Regions from separate parts of the Homo sapiens genome. Here region 1 is linked to region 2. A link is a loop called in an ENCODE intact Hi-C map of the cell type or tissue named here. Cell type or tissue: CD4-positive, alpha-beta T cell. All regions are shown on one strand.

Region 1 (8,000 bases), 590 kb before region 2:
ATGGACACTGAAAAACAGGCCCACCCCTCAGGCAGAACCACTGGAAGAAATACCCTAACCCCTATACGTGAAGGATTAGCACTACTATTTTCAGAATATTATTAAAATTTAATTTTGAAACTTCTCTTTAGTGATATTCCCAGAAACCTATAACAGATACCACCAGTGTAAACTCCTCTCAAATACATTTATTTTGGGTAGGCCTCAAACTGGTAGGATGGTCCAAACCCTCACCCTTCTAGAGAAAGCACTCAGGAATGCTTAAATTTGCCTAGGCCAAAGGTCGCAAATTAATAGCCTATAATAGACCAGATTTTATCTCAAAACGTTTTTTTATTGGTGCATTGCAATGACTTCAGCTATCAACAACCTAAGCTAGGAGGTCCCCAGGCCATCCTTACATCTGACAAGCTGCCTACAAATTTAGGGGTTCCCACTACCCCTTCAAGTTTCATAATTCAGTAGAATGACTTAGAGAACTCAGGAAAGTGTTATTTCGGTTTTATTACAGTTTTATCATAGCAAAAGGATGTTTATTATAGTTATTATTATGGTTTTATTATAGCAAAAGGATTCAAATCAAAACCAGCCAAAGGGAGAGACACATAGAGTGAGGTCTGGGAGGGTCCCAGAAAGAAGGTTCCATTGTCCCTCTCCTCATGTCCTCAGGGACACATTTTCCTCCTAGCACACTGAGTACTGCCAACCACGGACGTTCATCCAAGCTTCAGTGTGTCCAGAGTTTTTATTGGGGCTTCATTACAGGCATGATTGGATGAATCACTAGTCATAAGGCTCAGACATGTGGCTCCAAGTCTCTCAAGAGGTCGGGCTAGTATCATGGGGCCCAAAGCCCCAACACTCTAATCACATGGCTGACCAACCCCCAGTCATGAGTCATCTCGTTAGTGTAAACTATTGGGTCTAGTCCAAGAGGCCTACCAAGAAAAGACACTCCCACCATTCTTGGTGAATTCCAAGGGTTTAGAGGCTACTTCCCAGGGTTCAGGAACAAAAGCCATCCAAATTCTTTACCATGCACTTATATAATATTTAAATTTTATTTCAATTTAGCTACCAACATTCTATAATCAGTGGTGTTGACATAAAAATCTGAATTTTTGTCTTCTCTTGCAATACTGACAATTTTAGGCTCAATTTCTGTAAGATTGCTGCCTCCTTAAAAAGGGAAGCTCATTCTCCCTACCATCTCTATAGTCTCCATTTTCTTATTCCCAGTGTGATTCACTTCTTTGTTTCCTTTCTGTCCACTGCAGACATTTAAATTTGCATATCCTGGGCTAATTCTTGGGTATTTTCGCTGTTTTTACTTCCATCACATATTATTACCTTAAAAGAATGAACATGAAGGAATGACAGTTACCTTTTGTCACTTCATTCTCATCTTATTTAAAACCACTCCTCCCTTACACTTTGTATGACGGTGGGTGCATGTGTACACACGCTTGTGCCTGTGCCATCTATTTGTCTCTTAAGTCTCGAGCCAGGCTAACATGGAATTTTTGACTGCAGAACCAGGACAAGCTGAATTAAAACTCAATGTCATCCTCAGAGTCAAAACCCATAACCAACTCCAGACCTTACAAAGGAAGCCCCTCATTCTGAAGGACAAAAGAAAAAGCATGTTTCTCAGTATTTTTAAAGCTAATGCTTCCTTCATACGCATAAAATTCTCACATCCTTCATGTGAAATACAACCTAAGTAACAAAATAAAGAGAACAAGTATCGTCATTTGCAAACTTCATATACCCTTTCTCTCACTATACCCCTTTGAGAATCACTGGTTTAAATAATATAAAAGGCATGAAACAAGCCCTAAGTACCTCAGGAACCATGTGGACATCTGTAGTCTCTCTCAGATACAGCTGTCACATAGACCTTGAAGTACAGTCAACCCTCAATATTCATAGATTCTGTATTTGTGGATTCACCTAGTCACCGAAATTGTTTATAATCTCAAAAGCAATACCTGCAGTGCTTTCATAGTCATTCATGGGCATGTGCAGAGCCCTGAAAAGTTTGATTTCCCCAACACATAGGTTCTCTTTTGCCTTTGTAGTCCAAAAAGGACACTATAAACAAGTGTCCTATTTCTGGTCTATTTAATGGCAAGTTTTTCACATTTGTATGCTTTTAGTTGGTGACTGTGCTGTTTAAAATGACCCCCAATCATAGTGCTTAAGTGCTGTCTAGCGTTCCTAAGCACAAGAAAGCTGTGATGTGTCTTACAGAAAAAAAATACTTGTGTTAGCCTTCATTCAGGCTTAAGTGATAGTGTTGTTGAATATGAGTTCAGTGCTAATGAATCAACAACATACTTTAGGATGTCTTTAACAGAAACACACACAAGATTATGTATCGATTCTTTGACAAAAATGTTGTGACCGAATGTTCCCAGGAACCTAATCCCGTAATTCCTCTGGGAGCAATGGTTCAGTATTCACTAATCCAGTGTTCACAGAGGCTTCACAGAATGTAACTACTGCAAATAACTAGAATCAACTGTACTTGTAAAAAAGTGAAACACACACAGCACAAAATCACATCGAAGAGTATTAGGGCGGGAGTGGATGTGGGGTGGAAACCAAGGTTACAACCATTAAGGAGGTTATTTTATTTTAAACCAGAAAGTGACGATGGAGTTAATGCTAACCATCTGCCCCAGGTTAACCAACAAAGACTTAGGGTGCAATACAGTGAACAGAACACTGGACTAGAACTTGGGAAGCCTAGCTTCTGGTCACAACTCTGCAAAAAAATTAACTTAGGCAAGTAAATAACTTAGGCAAGTAACTAAAACCCCTCTCCGCAGCAGTTTCTTCATCTGCTAGAGTCACTCAAATCGGTGGCAGTAAGAAGTCACTTTTGCAATAATTATTATGTACAGAAAGTTTTCACATAAATTATCTCACTGGATGACCTGTATGGTCATCCAGGATGACTGGCCGTCTTTACTCTAGAATTATATAACTTAATCATTTTACCAAAAAGAAACAATATATTTAATGTTTATAATACTAAGAATTGTCCTTTGGACTGTTTGTAATAGACATGTCAGAGGGACGACTTCAAATATGAGCTAGAAAACAACTATGGACTTATTTTTAAATTGAATGTATTAAATCACTGTTTTCTTTTTAAAAATGAAAGAAAAACATTCCCAGTCTGTGGCCATTCTTGCTTCACGGCCCTGCACCACCACAAATGTTGTAAATGTGGAGAAGCAAAAGTACCACTAGATGGAGTAAGAACAAAAGACATGCACTTGTCTGTAGTTCAAGGAGTCCCCGCCCTTGCAAAAGGGATCTTAGTCCCCGCACGGTGGCTCACGCCTGTAATCCCAGCACTTTGGGAGGCAGAAGCGGGCGGATCACCTGAGGTCAGGAGTTCGAGGCCAGCCTGCCCAACTTTACTGAAAATACAAAAAAATCAGCCGGGTATGGTGGTGTGTGCCTGTAAACCCAGCTACTTGGGAGGCTGAGAGAAAATCGCTAGAAACCGAGGAGGCAGAGGTTGCAGTGAGCCAAGATGGGGACACTGCACTCCAGCTCTGGGTGACAGAGTGGGACTCCGTCTCAAAAGAAAGAGAAGAAAAAGCGATCTTAGATCACCTTGAGTAAACTGAGGCTTACTGAAGCTGAGCTACTTCCTCAAGACTCTAGACAAGTTCTTGGCAAAATCATTCCTTACTTTTCCACAAAACCATGCTGATAGGAAAAATATTTTTCCTTATTTAGAGAACATTACCAGCAACAGTGGACTCTAGAGGTTTTTTTACATTTCTTAATTCTAATAGTGCTAAGAAATGTATCTGCTAGACAATTCCAGGGGACCTACTTAGGTAATAGGTTAAAAAGCTACAAATATACATGTTCATAAATTTACTGACATGGTCTTGACTTCTGACTTTCAATCATCAGGATTCAGGCTATCACCCTAAAGGTGGGCCTTTATATACACACCCCTGGCTGCTCTCTCTCTTGGCAACTACCCCCAGATGATCCTAAGGAATTGAAGGTATGGATTTGGGACGGAATTACCTTGTCGTGATAAGTGGGCAGAATGGCCTGTTTGTTTCTTTCAACCTAGTGGGCCATTAGCTTATTTTCTTAAAGGAAATCAGAGCCAATTCTTGTGGGAGACTGCCGGCTGGGAGGGTTGGGGGTGGGGGGTGTGGAATAAATTTCTTTTCCGTCTTTCATTATGCCTAGTGTTCCGTTATTGGAACGCTAAGCTTGTGGGGGTTATATCCTACTGCTCAAGGTCATCGCCAAGGTCTAATTTTTCAAAAAAGAAACTTCTAACCTCTGGCATAAACCGATGACCATTAAAGGAACACAATTTCCAATGTTCATTTAGATCTTCTAATTAAATATTCATTAAATGTTAAATGATCTCTCAAAAAAAAATGACTGTTCTCCCACACCCCGTTGAGGGGACTGGTCGAGATCTACCTTGGGAGAAGCAAAAACCTCAACAAAATCTGCAGAGCAGGAACTAAGTTGTAATACAACCATAAAAGGCAACAAAAAGCGGAAGACGGGAGAACCCACGCAGGAACGGCTCCAGGCAACCCCGGCTCACTGCCCATTCATTTTGGCCGACTTTGGAGGTGCCTTCACGTCTCCTGCCAATTTGCAGCACACTGGCCCAGTCAGTCAGGTTTGGGGGTTCACAAGCCCCCATTGCCGGCGAGGGGTGACGGATGCGCACGATCGGCGTTCCCCCCACCAACAGGAAAGCGAACTGCATGTGTGAGCCGAGTCCTGGGTGCACGTCCCACAGCTCAGGGAATCGCGCCGCGCGCGGGGACTCGCTCCGTTCCTCTTCCTGCGGCCTGAAAGGCCTGAACCTCGCCCTCGCCCCCGAGAGACCCGCGGCTGACAGAGCCCAACTCTTCGCGGTGGCAGTGGGTGCCTCCGGAGAAGCCCCGGGCCGACCGCGGCCTCCAGGCGGGGTTCGGGGGCTGGGCAGGCGACCCGCCGCAGGTCCCCGGGAGGGGCGAACGGGCCAGCAGCTGACATTTTTTGTTTGCTCTAGAATGAACGGTGGAAGGCGGCAGGCCGAGGCTTTTCCGCCCGCTGAAAGTCAGCGAGAAAAACAGCGCGCGGGGAGCAAAAGCACGGCGCCTACGCCCTTCTCAGTTAGGGTTAGACAAAAAATGGCCACCACCCCTCCCAGGCCCACCCTCCGCAACCCGGTGCGCTGCCGGGCGAGTCGGCTTATAAAGGGAGCGGCCGCCGACCGCACGGATTGGCCAAGCTGACTCTCGCGGCTCTCGTGAGAGTCACTCTCTCGGGCGGGCTGGTTGGGGGGAACGGGAAATTAAAGTTCCATTTCCGGCCATGAGGAAGGACGTTGCCCTTCCGCACGTCCGGGAAAGGCTTTGCGTCTTTACTTCCGACCTTCTTTAAAGGTGAAACTAACTTGAGGTATCAGAGGGCCTTTTTTCTATCCTCTGCAGACCAGACGCGGTTCACCTCGACTACCTTAAAAATGGAATTCACAGGAAGATTTTAGGGCCTAAGACACAGAACACTAATTCCTAGTTTTGATCATCACATTTTTTGGAGAACTTTGTGAAAATAGATTCCCAGGCAGCACTGACTACAGCAGAATCTTGTCTCGGCTCAGTGGGATGCGTCCGAGTTCCTACCCTGCCCCCTTCTCCTTAGAATGCCTTCTCCAGCCTCTCCTTGAGCAGAGGATGGCTTTAATCAAGTGTAACTACTACATTATTAATCTTAAGGACTGAATCTCCCTTTTATTAGGAAAGAAAGGCGTTTCAATCATTGACTTTGCTTTAAAGTAGTGCTGTGTCTTGATGAGGTAAAAAGAGGGGAGTAATCCACCATAAATTGTAACGATTTTTTTTTTTGAGACGGAGTCTTGCTCTTTCGCCCAGGCTGGATGGAGTCTAGTGGCGTGATCTCGGCTCACTGCAACCTCTGCCTCCCGGGTTCAAGCGATTCTCGTGTCTCAGCCTCCTGAGTAGCTGGGATTACAGGCGCCTGCCACCACGCCCAGCTAGTTTTTGTGTTTTTAGTAGAGACGGGGGTTTCACCATGTTGCCCAGGCTGGTCTCGAACGCCAGGGCTCAAGTGATCCACCCGCTTCGGCCTCCCAAAGTGCTGGGATTACAGGTATGAGCCACCGCACCCGGCCGCGAATTTTTATAATGGCCAGTATAGTGCAGTTTTACATATAAATGACAGGATGATCTTAAAAGTTTTACTCGTATTCAGTTAGATAAACTCCGTGGAGTTGTCGCTGTCGGTCCTCGATCTGAAAGAAAAGTAAAATATCTCCCTCTCCATCTCTCTCCCTCCTTCTCTCTCTCCCATCCCCTTTTTCTTTCATAGCATCTGCCAGGTTGTAAAGTTTTTTACGGACAGAATCTGACTCCTGTTTTTAGCACTATTGCACTTAGCACAGTACCTTACATAGAGTAGATGCTAAATGCTTTGAGTTATATGTCAACACTACCACCATTCTCTTAGCATCCCACATTATCTCAAACCCTTCTTTCCCCTTCATATCTAAGTAGGCACTAAATCTTGTCAGTTTTCATAATTTCTTTTTTTAAATTCCTATTGCTTATAATCTTGAGTACAAGACTTGGCACTTTATATGTGGACTAGTAACTTTCTAACTGATCACCAAATCTCCAGGGCCTTCCTCATTCAATTTATTCTCCAAACTATCACATTCATCATAACATAGTTTCCTTATGGCTCCTGCTTTTAAATCTTTAATTTCTCTCCTTTGCATATTGGATATTTAGCACTTTAAGCCTTTCAGTCCCTGGCCTTCACTTAACCTTGCTAGTCATAGCGCTTGTTCTGCTCTATATGAGCTCTTGACTTGAACAAAATCAGTCTAAACTTAGGCGTGGTGGTGCATACCTGTGGATTCAGTTACTTGGGAGGCTGAGGGCAGAGCCCAGGAGTTGGAGGCTGCAGTGAGCTATGATTGCACTACTGCACTCCAGCCTGGGACACAGGGCAAGACTCTGCCTCTAAAACTAAATAAATGAATAAATACATACATAAACAAAAATTTTAAAAACAAAATCAGTCTATTAAACATGCCCTGAATATGCTTTGTTCATTCTCATCTTTAGCAACTTGTTCATTTTAGTATGCTTGCCTGGATATCTGCGCTCCATCCCAATGCCACCCCTTCCATGATGGCATACCTCTGCTATGGAGTCTCGTTCCTCACCACAGCAACCTTCTTTCCCTAAACTTCAATAAGCTTAAATCTTATCACTCATTTGGCACATAGCATATTGTACCACAAATGCTCTCTTCCAAGGGAAATATAAGCTCACCAACGTCAAGTTATAGAAGAAACACTATGGGAAACATTATTTTAACTTGGTTCTACTCAATAGACATCTGTTCTTGAGCTTCACCATTATTATCCCCCAAACCCATTATAGAAATACAACAGAAATATTGGCATCCCAATAGGTGAAGTATTTTCTCTTCTCCCAGAAACATATAATATCCAAAGTTTTCTGTCACATATACTCAAAACATTTTCTTCCAACCATTTTATCTGTATTTCAGAAGCATCTTTGGTGTACTATGTTGGGTCCAACTTCTTTAAATTCTGCAGCAGTGATCCACATGTCCTGGAAGGCAGACAAGGATGCAAGAATAGAACCTCCCATCCACACTGATATTTTCCTTTCTGGAGGAGCTATAACTTGCACAGCGGTGTTGGCAGGAGCCACCTTTGCTATATCCTTAACTAACCGCTTGTCTAAACCAGGGAAAGAGGTTGATCCCCCGGCAAGGATAATATTGGAAAAGAAGGAATTCCTCAGGCCTGTATCACATTTCATTATGCTGCTGAAGCATATCTTATCAATGCCAGGGGCCTCAAGGTTCATATGACACGGAGAGAAGAGGGCCTCTGGACAAGAAAAGAGCTGGTCATGGAGCTGGATGACCTTCCCATCAGGTAGTTG
Region 2 (8,000 bases):
GACCGGGTGCTGTGGCTCACGCTTGTAATCCCAGCACTTTGGGAGGCCAAGTCGGGCAGATCACCTGAGGTCTGGAGTTCGAGACCAGCCTGGCCAACATGGTGAAACCCCCTCTCTACAAAAATACAAAAAATGAGCCAGACGTGGTGGTGCGCGCCTGTAGTTCCAGCCACTTGGGAGCTAGCACCACTGCACTTCAGACTGGGTGAGAGAGCCAGACTCCATCTCAAAAGAAGAAAAAAAAAAGTTAAAGATCATAATTCCGAAAAAAAGAAATTAACGAAAAGCTACAGGAAAAAAATGAGATGGAAAAGGAAATGGTTGACATTCTTTTGTGAAACTGACCTCCTAGCATTTGACTTGCTGCTAAACAAACAAAACAAAACCTTTTAAACACATTTTTTTAAATCGAGGCTCAAGGAAGGAGGACTTTGGCAGAAGGACCATCAGAGACCATAACTGGTTTCTTTTCTTTGGAAAAGAGCAGAAGGTGTAAATGCAAACACAAGCCAGTGTTTGCATGCTCAATTAACATTTGAATTTCTTCCCCCTCCTTCATAAAAATAAAAATAATTTATGTTGAATTTTTGCATCTTACCCTATCCTTTCTCATTTCCATCTTCTTTGTAATTAATATTAGTGGGTCATTATCAACAGATCAGTAAATGGAGACAAAAGAAAAGCATTTGCCTCAAACTATTTATCAGGTCACAGAACAGAGCTGGCCTTCGAGTTTGTAACCTCTCCATTCTTGGTCTCTGTTATCAGACAGCCATAATTAACGAAGAAGACATTCTAGACTACCTAGTACCAGTTAATTTGGATCTTGTATCTGTACTATTTAATGGAAGAAGATGAAACAATAGGTAGTCCCCACCCCCAATCATTTGAAATTCTCATGCGCAGACAAGCACACTCTCATGGTGGTCTTGCTCAACTCCTGCTGGCAGCCAAGAAGGTGAGGTGGGAGGTCATGCAAAATCCACCTAATAACTACATAACTATTTGTTGACCAATCCTTTAATTGACTTTTCGACACTGATGAAGACCATGAGCCTGTGGAATTACAAAATTCATTACCTCGCAGTGCTTATTTTTTCTAAGGCCTGCATTTTCTGTGTCTGTGCAATTCTGTATTTGGAATAAAGAACCATTATCATTTGTGTTCAATGTCGTATGATACATACAATCAATTTTACTGATAACTTCTGAAAATCCTTAAGTAGGCCTGCAAAAATGTGCCTTCCTGTGAGCCTCCCCATCTGCCTCAGATCTATGTATAAATGGACCCCGTTCAGTTTCACTTGCTTTCAAACGCGTACCTTTGAGGTTTGGGAATTCAAGGACAAAATGATTTTAATTTGATGCATTTTGTACTTTGACCAATAAGGGAAAAATAAATGCCCTCAAATTTGATTGGTTCTAGTCATATTTGCCGGTCACTATTTGTCAAACCATTGCACTTAAAATCACAGGCATGAAAGATCTCTCAAAAACAGATTTCTGAGGAATGCAAATCAACAGAACGGGGAGGCGGATTAATGTGTTTGATTTCTCAAAAGTCTATTTACTGTCCAATTTATCTTCGTCCTTGGACATGCTAGCAAGTAATTATTCTTATGGCTGGTAAAATGACTGCTAAACATTTATTAATAATTGCAGTTTTGGAATTACTTTTTTATTAACCAGTCATGTTGGTTTCTAAAAATTGTTACTTCTGGCTAGACACAGGAGCCAGGTGCTGAGAGTTGACCTGGTGCCAAGTTTCAGGACTGTCCAGTCTTCACATCAGATCTTCAGCTAGGCCTTCTGAATATTCTCACAGTTAGAAAATCTATCCCCCTAGACTCGCAGATGCTGTTTTTCCCCCACTGGCTCTGCACAGAACATCATTATCTTTGCCACGCTTCTGTCTCTATGGCAATAACAGATGGAAAGTGCTGTGGAATTATTCATGTTCAGGAAAGGAGGCAGTCAAGAAGGAAGAAAAGGTGGGGGGGCGGGGTGGAGAGGGGGCACGACCTGGGAGCTCGGCGGTGGAGGCCTAAGGAAGGGAACTTGGGTGGGGGTGCGGGGAGTGGTGGGGATTGAGAGGCTTGTGAGCCTTTCGGAGGCCTGTTGTGAGGAAAAAAAAAATAAAAAGTACGAGCACAAGAGTATTTCCAGCCGGCCGACTGCAAATGTGGGCCCCCACAGGAACAACCCGAAGCAGTAAAACTAGAAGAAATTGGACGAAAATGGGGGGGAAAAAAGGGACAAAGCTCGAGTCTCCTGAATTTTGTGCACTGCTACTCGGTGGACTATTTCAGTTCCTGATCTTGTGGTGGGGTGGAGAAAAGGGGATTTCTTGGTGTTTCGAAATGTGACGGAGCAGCTCTGCAGAGTTCAATATGCTAATCGGCTACCCTGGGAACCAGGAAGACCACCCTACACGCCTCAGAGGGTCACAGCCGGAAAGCTCTTGAGTCCTATCTTCCCTACCTCGTCTCGTCCCTCTCCAAAAAAACACACACACAAAAAAACACCCTCAGTAAACACTGTAAAAACCTTTAATTTATAGCTCCCTTCTGGAACCGAGAGAGCAGCCTGGTGGGGTGGAGGCAGGAGGCTGGGGAGTAGGGACAGAAATGTTTGCTCTCGGTTTTGCCGGAACTTTGGCCACCCCTCCCGCCCGGCCCGATGGCGGATGGAGGTCAGCCAGGGGAAGGCGTCTGGGTGGAGGCCGCCCGGGCGAGGCCGGGGCCGCCGGGGCGGGGCGGAGCGCCGGCAGCTGGCTGGGCGGCCCTCGGGCAGGAGGCCCCGCGGGGGCGAGGGGCAGCCCAGGAGGGAGGTCCCGCGGGGGCGGGGAGCAGAGCCGGCCCCGGGGGCCCTGCAGGGCGGCCGCCGCCCGGCTGCCTCCGGGGCGGGGCGGCCCAGCTGCGGCCCCGCAGGGGGAGGGTCGCCCGTGCCTGACCTCGGGCGGCGGCACTCTGCCGGGCGGGCACTGCCTCCGCCCTGCCGGCTGCTGGGGTCGCGCACAGTGCACCGCGCGGCTGCCCTGCCCCCTCTTCCCCGCTGCGCGGCGTCCGAGCGGCCAGGGCGCCCCCGCGTCTGGCCCATCACCACAGAGCGGCGGGTGGGGCGGGGGCGGGGCGGTGGCCCCAGACAGCCGGCTGGGCGACTAGAGGAAGGAAGGAGGGAGGGCGGCGGTGAGGGTGGGGTGGGGAGGGAACATCCTGTCTGCGCCGGGTGCACCGCAGACAGCGCCGCGCGCCAGCTTCCCAGACGGCGCGCGGGGCCAGAAGCGCCGGGCGCGCGCCTGGGGGGAGGGGCACGCGCGCGAGACGACGGGGCCAGGGGGGCGCTCTGAGGAGCCACAATAGGCCAGACGGCACGCGCGTCCACGAGGGGGCCGGGAGCCGCGAAGTGGCGGCGGCGGCGACGACGCCGGCGGGCCCGCGCGCGCGGCGCCGCCGCTGGCTCCGTTCCCTTCCCCTCCCCCTCCCCGCCGCCCTCGCTCTCCCCCGGGCGGCCGGAGACGGCGGCGGCGTCTGCGGGAAGCTGTGTGTCTCCGCAGTGACGTGGGCGGGCCGAGGACTCGGTGACGTCAGAGGGCTGTGTGTAGCGATGTGTGTGGGGTTCGGAGCCGCGCCGGCACAGCCGAAGGGAGCGGGCGAGCGGCGACGGCGGCGGCGGCGGGCACAGGTGCGGCTCCGGCTTACGGCGGCGACGCGGCGGAGGCGGCGGGAGGCCAGAGGCGCTCACCCTCCTAGGAGCCCGACGGCGGCGACAGGGGCGGTGGGGAATTCACAAAGCTCGTCGAGCTTACCCGGGCACCGAGGCCCGAGTAGGGGGTTTGGATGCGCGGGTCCCGGGTGGGGTCGGGGCCAGAGGGGGTCGCTAGGCGGGTGTTCCACGGCTGATCACGCTTCGTTGGCCCCAGGCGGTGGGCGCCGGCAGGGCAGGGCGCTGTAGTTGACGGGAGCCGCGGGGACCCCGGAGACCCGGACGCCCGTCACCGCCCCCCTCCCCCAGTCCAGCAGCGCTCCGCGGGGATGCCCTGGTCTCGACCCGGTCCGTCAGCCCCCGGCGGCGCAGGGATCCGCGCCCGGCGCCTAAACTGCCCTGGTGTCCTCTTCGTTCTGGCCCGGGGCTGGCGCGGGGAGGTGCAGCATTAGGGGCGCTGAGGTGACACCCGAGAACTTCCCAGGGAGAGGGTGCGCGGGGGGGTGGATTTCCACAGTCCTTCCCGCGGCCCCCGCGGGGGGGCGGTGTTGGGAGGGCACTTGGGGTTATCCCAGGCTCGCCGGTGGGGGTGGGGGGACTCCTCCCTTTACTTCCCTCCACCCCCTTGCACACCCACCCCCAGGCTTCCCGTGTCCCTTGTTCTCCCTCTCTCCGGGTTAGAGATAGGTGGGTGGCTTTGAGTGGGCGGAGGACTTCAGGGTTTTAGGGGCTCCCCCATTCTAGGTCATGCCTCTTGCTCTCTTCCTTGGCCTGTGTTGAGTAAGGTGTGTTCCTGTGGTGGACGAAAGTCTGTACGATGGTTGGTGGCATTGGTCCTTAATCCTTTGGGTCTGTTTTAAGGTAAAGTGCTGAGAGTTTGGGAAGCAAAAATTTCTATTTATTGGATTTCTTTTGGCTTTTCTCTCAAGAAGGAAGTGGAAAAAGAGTCTTTTCTTTTTCCCTCTTCCTCCATTTGCATTCTTTGTGAGGTTTGTCTGCCTTGTGCTTTTTGTCCCGGATTAGTCTTGTTGAAGGATGGAGATTCCCAGGCGTGGAGTCTATAGCTTTTGGCTTCCATTAAGTAAAATCGCTAACCTTTTTTTAAGAGAAAGTTAATTTTTGCCTGCAGTCATTCCAGAAAAATAGTGTACACGGACTAGCTGAATTAATCCACTTAAAATTGTAACTTAGTTACATATGGTAGATATGTTAACTCCTATCTGATTTTTTTGGATGAAACTGTTGTTTTGTTTTTAAATAGGAGATGAAGTAATGGATTTTTTTCCCTCCCTTAAAATGGCATAGCTGAGAAAGCCCCGGTACTACTAATTGAGATGATCTGCTTAAGAGTCTTCATATTCTGAACTCGAAAGGCCTTTTATGTTATATTATTGCTCGCTTTACGCAACTCCAAATTGCTTTCCTATTTAAATGAATGTTCTTCTAGTAAACTGGTGTTAGATTTAAAGAAATCACTCAAGCTTCACCTTGGTAAACTGAACTCAGTTTAAGATTAAGAAACTGATTTCGGCCGGGTGCGGTGGCTCACGCCTGTAATTCCAGCACTTTGGGAGGCCCGGGCGGGCGGATCACCTGAGGTCAGGAGTTCAAGACCAGCCTGACTAATATGGTGAAACCCCGTTTCTACTAAAAATACAAAAAAATTAGCCGGGTGTCGTGGCTTGTGCCTGTAGTCCCAGCTACTCCGGAGTCTGAGACAGGAAAATTGCTTGAACCCGGGAGGCGGAGGTTGCAGTATGCCGAGATCGCTGCACTTCAGCCTGGGCGACAGAGCGAGACTCCGTAAAAAAAAGAAAAAAAAAAAAATAAAAGAAACTGGTTTCAAATTGGCCCTTTGGCCTCTGGAGCAAATTCAAATGTAACTCTTCCCCAACCCCCCTTCTCTTCTTCCAGATTAATTAAAAGAAGAATGAACTATAATCCTTGAAGATAACTGGGCAATTTTTTAAGTCGGAGGCTGTTCTTACTGGTGTGAGGATTTACACACGTCTTCAGTTTTTCAGCACAGACCAGCAGACCATCATTTTTAGAGGAAATACTCCCTCTGCCCTCCTTTTTGGTTTCCTTGGTGGTAAAGATTAAATTTGGTTGCATCATTTTGACTTGTGTTTGAGTCTAGATTTTATGGCACAAGGAATGGCATAAACTTTTCATGTGTTTTGGTTAAAACAAACCAGACCATTGCATTGACCCTGGACATCTTTAATTGAGAAATTGGTAACTTTATTTTAATATGTATATCTGAAGAATTCAAGAAAACAAAGGCATCCTCAGAGGTGTGCCTCTTTTCTTTATTATTAGAGGCAAAACGAACAATTTTATAGGATTTGTAGTGAAATTATACCAGATTATAAGGAGAACCAAAACTAAGTCGCAAAATTTATTAATTTAAGGGGCTCTCGCTTTGAAAGTTTGAGAGTAAGTTACGATAGGCATTTGTATCCATTCATTACTTTCCTCTTTTCAAATAAGCAACTAAATAGAAATGCTAATCTCAGACTTAATTATTTAACAGAAGAGTGTACCATGGAAAACCTCCAGACAAATTTCTCCTTGGTTCAGGGCTCAACTAAAAAACTGAATGGGATGGGAGATGATGGCAGCCCCCCAGCGAAAAAAATGATAACGGACATTCATGCAAATGGAAAAACGATAAACAAGGTGCCAACAGTTAAGAAGGAACACTTGGATGACTATGGAGAAGCACCAGTGGAAACTGATGGAGAGCATGTTAAGCGAACCTGTACTTCTGTTCCTGAAACTTTGCATTTAAATCCCAGTTTGAAACACACATTGGCACAATTCCATTTAAGTAGTCAGAGCTCGCTGGGTGGACCAGCAGCATTTTCTGCTCGGCATTCCCAAGAAAGCATGTCGCCTACTGTATTTCTGCCTCTTCCATCACCTCAGGTTCTTCCTGGCCCATTGCTCATCCCTTCAGATAGCTCCACAGAACTCACTCAGACTGTGTTGGAAGGGGAATCTATTTCTTGTTTTCAAGTTGGAGGAGAAAAGAGACTCTGTTTGCCCCAAGTCTTAAATTCTGTTCTCCGAGAATTTACACTCCAGCAAATAAATACAGTGTGTGATGAACTGTACATATATTGTTCAAGGTGTACTTCAGACCAGCTTCATATCTTAAAGGTACTGGGCATACTTCCATTCAATGCCCCATCCTGTGGGCTGATTACATTAACTGATGCACAAAGATTATGTAATGCTTTATTGCGGCCACGAACTTTTCCTCAAAATGGTAGCGTACTTCCTGCTAAAAGCTCATTGGCCCAGTTAAAGGAAACTGGCAGTGCCTTTGAAGTGGAGCATGAATGCCTAGGCAAATGTCAGGGTTTATTTGCACCCCAGTTTTATGTTCAGCCTGATGCTCCGTGTATTCAATGTCTGGAGTGTTGTGGAATGTTTGCACCCCAGACGTTTGTGATGCATTCTCACAGATCACCTGACAAAAGAACTTGCCACTGGGGCTTTGAATCAGCTAAATGGCATTGCTATCTTCATGTGAACCAAAAATACTTAGGAACACCTGAAGAAAAGAAACTGAAGATAATTTTAGAAGAAATGAAGGAGAAGTTTAGCATGAGAAGTGGAAAGAGAAATCAATCCAAGGCAAGTTTTTTATATCAATTTTTAATAATGGTAATGGTTTACTTTGAAATGAAAATTCTATGTTTAGTGTGTAACTTAACCTGTATGTTGAACATTGCTCATGCAACAACAACAAAATACCGATTGATATATTTGTATTGCAGTTTTTAGGCCATAAAGTGCTTTGCAGTATGTTTCCTCATTTGACTTTCCAAACATCCTGTGAGAGAAGTAAGACTATTATTCCGTTTTACAGATAAAGTGAATGAAGCTCAGAGAGATAAAATGACTTTCCCAAAATTATGTAGCCAGGGAGTGGAGGAGTTAGGGCTTCTTTTTTTTTTTTTTTTGTGCTTTTAGTAGAGGCCAGGTTTCAGCATGTTGGCCAGGCTGGTCTTGAACTCCTGACCGCGTGATCCGCCCACCTTGGCCTCCCAAAGGGCTGGGATTACATCCTTGAGCCCCTGTGTCCAGCCAGGGCTTCTTTTTCTTATCCTCTTTGGCACACATCTTGCTTCTTGACCACTACATCTGTTGTTTTTCTAGGACTCGATAATTTGCGCTTTGGTGTTATCTCCATTTGCAAATGGTACAATGGCCACAATTCCCGTGGGCTCAAAACAGCATTTTTCAGAGATACACCTATGATTTCTGATGTTTCTATGTTTGGA

What was found. A loop is a pair of places that touch in the nucleus more often than their neighbours do. Peaks named below come from ENCODE experiments on the same cell type or tissue, not always from the same donor. Only the 100,000 strongest peaks of a DNase experiment are listed, where the experiment ranks them.
Region 1: it touches region 2 in a loop (11-fold over the local background); 28 of 110 quality-filtered maps call a loop at or near these places.

Annotation. Positions count from the first base shown.
Region 1 is chr3:169,759,840-169,767,839 of GRCh38, forward strand. It overlaps ACTRT3 (actin related protein T3), which reads right to left. Exons shown (of 2, transcript NM_032487.5): 2 at 7,082-8,000. The coding sequence ends at 7,593. It also overlaps TERC. Among named protein-coding and RNA genes, the nearest start is that of ACTRT3, 5.7 kb to the right of the region's middle. RefSeq lists enhancers at 4,602-4,691, 4,850-5,389, a silencer at 4,902-5,161 and promoters at 5,153-6,019, 5,153-5,657. In CD4-positive, alpha-beta T cell, a CTCF peak has its summit at 3,285 (motif pointing right); DNase peaks (open chromatin) are centred at 3,292, 4,732 and 5,322; H3K4me3 peaks cover 1,907 bases; H3K27ac peaks cover 2,105 bases.
Region 2 is chr3:170,354,080-170,362,079 of GRCh38, forward strand. SKIL (SKI like proto-oncogene) reads left to right here and starts at 3,636. Exons shown (of 7, transcript NM_005414.5): 1 at 3,636-3,684; 2 at 5,620-7,350. The coding sequence starts at 6,253. RefSeq lists enhancers at 2,209-2,308, 7,728-8,000 and silencers at 2,589-3,488, 3,649-3,878, 3,929-4,058, 4,149-4,218. In CD4-positive, alpha-beta T cell, a CTCF peak has its summit at 4,262 (motif pointing right); DNase peaks (open chromatin) are centred at 2,842, 3,232, 3,582, 4,262 and 1 weaker place; H3K4me3 peaks cover 2,106 bases; H3K27ac peaks cover 1,062 bases.